Linked DNA regions of Mus musculus: region 1 is linked to region 2. The links are chromatin loops, found by intact Hi-C in ENCODE. Cell type or tissue: heart. All regions are shown on one strand.

Region 1 (2,500 bases), 1.1 Mb before region 2:
AGAACAGGTGTGCTCCACTGAACTTGGACTGCTCTCTCTCCCTCCCTCCCTCCTTCCCTTCCTCCTTTTCTTCCTTCCTTCCTTCCTTCCTTCCTTCCTTCCTTCCTTCCTTCCTTCCTTCCTTCCTTCCTTCCCTTCCTCTTCTCTCTCTTTTTTCTTTTTCCTTTTTTAACATGTGCTGAGAATCTAGCTCAGTCTTCATGTTTATGCTGAGTCATTTCCCAGCCTCACAGTGATTTAATGTTATGAACCACAAAAGTGAGAGACAAACCTCAAGAGTAGAGTAGACAACTCTACTCTTGAGTTGAGTGGGTGTCCCTCCTGGTTCAGGTTCAGGCTCAGGGGTCCGGTTATAAGTCACACACCTACAGGCCAGGTAGTCATTTCCAGTCTAACAAAGAAATGAGAAGAAATGCTGGTCTATAAGTCTTGCTTCTAGTGACAGCAAGCTCCACCAATTTCCATAGCTCTTGGAAGCCCATGGTTTGCCGTTCTTACACATGACCTGGTTCTGCTTGGATGGCATGGGAAGCTAGCTGAATCCATTTCTTGTCTGAGCCACCGTCTCGGCCAAGTGACAGGGTGAAAAGGCCCTTCAGACATGGCCCAGAATCCAAGCAGCTGTCTCTACTGTCTAAGTATTAATGGCTTAGTTCACTCACAGAGGAGAGAGGCATGTAATGCCCAACAAGCTTAGCCTGATCTGGGGTTCAATTTGAGTTAATCGGCACTGCTTCTGGAATATGCCTATGTGGGTTTTTCTCAGTAAGTGCAGTCAGCAAGTCTGAACGGAGCTCTCCTATGCCGACCCACACAGATCAACTTGGACTTTGCGACATTGCATCATCATAAGAGGACTTCAGGGTGCTCTGAGCCAAGTAGAATTGGCTAAATGGTTAACACATGACTTTAGGAAAAAGCATGGGCACTTCTCAGAGGACGATGGGGCTAAAAACACTGTGGCTACCTCATCTCAAAACCTGAGTGAAATTAAGCCCAGAAACCCTTCATTTCTCAATCATAAGTAAGGATAAAAATTATAAGCAGGAACTAGGATTCATGGGAGACAGAGCCACAGAAGAATCTTTTGGCAGCTTACCAGGTCCTCCTGATAGATGTATTTGAATGTAAACATGAGCTTTGAACCCAAGATGTAAAATGGGGCAGAATTGTTGCCAGTTAAATAGAAAGAAGGTAAATCACCGACATTCTTCACACTTCCGTTAGAGGGCATTCTTGCCTCACAGATGCCTGGGTGTGTTTATCACAGAGAGTGTTTTCTTCCAGGTCTGCAGGTCTGCATTATAGGTGGTCTAAACTGGCAGACTCCATGCCAGGCAAGGCACGCAAAGCTGGGGGGGGGCGGATAATGTGACATTTCTTCCTGCTTTCACATACCCAAGGTAATAGAAATCAGCTTGGCTCAAAACTGTGCTCCTGAGCTCCAGTTCTCCACTCTGTCCCCAACCCCACCCCCACCCCCACCCAGACCCCAAACCTTGTGCACTGCACTGCCAGGGACTGCCAGAGCCTTCCCCAGGGAAGCTGAAATCATGAGAGCCGCTTGATTATTCAGGGAGATTTTGTAAATGCAGCCAAGGAACAGGAAGGTGCCTCAAGTCCTGGGGGAGTGAGGGGCTTTCCTCTCCCTGGGCAGTCACCAGGGCCGCACATAGGGAAGAAAGCCAACAGAAAGCCGTGCATCTTTTGTAACTCCAGAATACCCCAGTGCCAGGATGTCTCCCAGGCAGAGGCTTCCCGAACTCTGAGGCCTCCCACAGGCCAGGCTTCTGTGTGTATGTGAGAAAGGAGCATATGTTGAGTCATACACATACCCACCTAAAGGAGAACGCAGAACACCGTGGCTCTAGAGTTGTTTGTAGAGTGCTCAGTTCTAAAGCCTTAGGCATGAGAATTGGTGTGAACCATGGTGTTGATCTCTCCCAAGGCCTGGCATGATGATGCTTGCTGCCACTGCTTCCAAAGTCTGGCATGATGATGCTTGCTGATGCTGCAGTGAGCAGAAATGCCTAAATACTAAGGGAAAGGGAAACACTTTGTGTGCTGACCACAATGTGGTACTGAGGCACAGGTGGGAGAGGATGAGACATGGGACCAGGAAGCTGCCCCTGTTACATAGGCATACAACCATTGGGTCCTAAACACAGAAGAGAGAGTCCCTTGGCCTTTAACACTGGAGGAGTGCAGGGTAGAGCAAGAAACTTGGGAGTTCTCAAGGCTGACTCTCAACTGCCTCAGTCCAGTTCCCCGTGTTTATGCTTGTAAACAGAAAAGCAGATTGACACAACACTGAGGATAACCTCCTCTACCCTTCTCCTCTCACTCTCCAAACACACACACACACACACACACACACACACACACACACACGCACACACACACATGTATACACATACATGCACATATACACACATACACATGTGCACACACATTCACACATATACACAGGAACACACATACATATGTGCACACACATGCA
Region 2 (2,500 bases):
GTTTGTCTACCCGTTTTTACTTTTTGTTGTCTCAAAACAGGGTTTCTCTGTGTAGTCCTGGCTTTCCAGGAACTCTGTAGACCAGGCTGGCCTCAAACTCAGAGATCTGCCTGTTTCTACCTCCTAATTTTTGCTTTGCTTTGTTTAGACAGTGTCTCAAGTGGCTGAGGCCGGCCTCTCACTCCTGATCCTCCTGACTCTACCTAAGTGCTGGGATTACATGCATATGTCCCCACCATATTCAGATACTTAAAAAAATACATTTTGTATATAAAACATGAGCACATCCCTGTGGTTAAAAAAAAATCTGAGATGGAAAAATAGGCCCTTCATGACAGTCTTTCATTTATCTAGTGGTAAGCCATGAACACCATGGATAAGGCTAGAGGGAGACCATGTGACAACACCAGTCTGATTACAAGAAACTCTGTCCAGTCGGGAACCAGTCAGGTGAACAGCGACTTGTGTGTAGTGCCATGTTACACTAAAGGTGAAGACATGAACCAGGTGCTCTGGCACCTCAAGGGGACTTCTGTTCCTGGAAGTTTCCTATGGGGTCTATGTGACTTCCTAACCTGGTCTCTTGTTCATTATTGTGTGTGTGAAGGATGTATGTGGCCGCATGCATGTTACAGCATACACTTGGAGGTCAAAGGACCATGTGTGGAAGTCTGTCCTTTCCCAACTTATTAGTCAGTTTAGAGGCAAATACCTTTATCTGCTGAGCCACCTCACAGGCCCTTAGTTTTTAGTGAATGTGCATGTAAGATATTGTATATATGTGATGCATGCATGTGTGTGTATATGTGTTTGCATGTATGATACATGTGTGTATATGCATATCTGTGTGTGTTTATGTTTACATGTGTATGATGTATGTGTGTATGTGTGTTTGTGTGTATGTATGTTTTGATGTATATGATATATGTGTTTTGATATGTGTGTATGATATATGTATGTATGATGTATGTGTATGATGTATATATGTTTTGAGGTGTATGATGTATATATGTGTATGGGTATATGATATGTGTGTATGATGTATGTATATGATGTGTGTATGTGTGTATGATATGTGCATGTATGATGTATGTGTATGTATATATACATACACACATATATATATGCATACATGGTATGAGTGTGTATGATATATGTATGTGTGATTTGTGTATGACGACACACTGTGATGTCAGTCCTTTCCTTCTACCTTCATGTATGTTTTGGAGATTAAACTCAGATCAGTATCTGTATACAAGAAGGGCCCGGACTTTCTGAGCCACCTCTCCTGCCCCTATCTCCTTCTATAGCCCAGTGCACGGACCTGTCCAGTCAAAATGTTTTCTAACTTTCCCTGGAAAGTTTCTCCATTCTTAGACAGAAAAGCACGTGTTCATGGAATCCTTACCGGATGATGCATCTGAGTTACCACGCCTGACCTGAAGCTCCGTCTTACCTTCGGAGGACTGGCTGCTGCCGCCGCAATGAAGCAAAGACAGCCTGGTCTCACTGCGCCCCCTGGAGGTCAGAAAAACACATGACACTCCCTGAGGTGCAGGGAATCTATTAATGTATCCACGTTGGCTCCAAGTATTTGATTTGCCAAATTTCCACTCATTTGTATTTTATTGTTCACTTCAGCTAAGATCAGGATCTATGGCAAATGCCCCAGTGGTCTCATTCCCACAGTGACGGTTCACCTAGTGCAAAAGGTCCACAGCTGTATCGGAATGGCAGACGGAACATGGGAGGTACAGGCCTCCTAGTACTGTGTAAACTGAGCATAAGACAAGCAAATGGAGTTGGCTTGACAAAACCTTACACCCACTTAAAAACTTAGCAGGGCAACAAAGCTCAGGCCAGGATGAACGGGCCGTGAGCACCAGGCTAGAGGAGAGCTTCCCCCCCACCCCCCCAGGACACTGGCAGATTTCTGCTCTCTTGGCTGTGCTGGGCACAGTTTCTTGTGGCAAAGAGGCACAGAAAAATACACTGTTTCTTTTTTGTTTTATTTTTCTTTCAAGACAAGGTCTCTCCTGGCTATCCTGGAACATGTTACACAGACCAAGTTTACCTCAAACTCAGAACTGCCTGCCTTTAGTCCTTAGTAAATGGCATTAAATGCATGTGCCCGGCCTTCCTTCCTGGGGACTGAACCAAGGGTCATGTACATTAAGCAAGTACTCTACCACTGAGCTACATCCCTCCTACCTTCTCCTCCTCCTCTTCTTCCTTCTCCATCCTTCTCTCCCTCTTCTTCCTTCCTTCCTTCCTTTCTCTCTTTCTTTCTGTTTTTTTGTTGTTGTTGTTGTTGTTTTTGTTTTTGTTTTTTCTGAGACAAGGTCTCAAATAATCTAGGCTGGCCTCAAACTCCCTAGGTAGCCAAAAATGACTTTGGATTTCTCATCCGCCTGTCTCTTCCTCCCGAGTGCCAAGAACATAGGTAGGCATAACAATGCCTACCCTTGCCACCTTTACCACCAGACATTTACCAAGCACG

What was found. Hi-C counts contacts between places; a loop is a spot of excess contacts. Peaks named below come from ENCODE experiments on the same cell type or tissue, not always from the same donor. Only the 100,000 strongest peaks of a DNase experiment are listed, where the experiment ranks them.
Region 1: it touches region 2 in a loop (7-fold over the local background); 11 of 42 quality-filtered maps call a loop at or near these places.

The regions. Positions count from the first base shown.
Region 1 is chr6:147,952,213-147,954,712 of GRCm38, reverse strand. No RefSeq gene overlaps it. Among named protein-coding and RNA genes, the nearest start is that of Far2, 94 kb to the left of the region's middle. In heart, a CTCF peak has its summit at 1,222; no DNase peak of the experiment used is centred here.
Region 2 is chr6:146,824,185-146,826,684 of GRCm38, reverse strand. Arntl2 (aryl hydrocarbon receptor nuclear translocator-like 2) reads right to left here. Exons shown (of 15, transcript NM_172309.2): 11 at 1,457-1,518. Among named protein-coding and RNA genes, the nearest start is that of Arntl2, 20 kb to the right of the region's middle. In heart, a CTCF peak has its summit at 1,518 (motif pointing left); no DNase peak of the experiment used is centred here.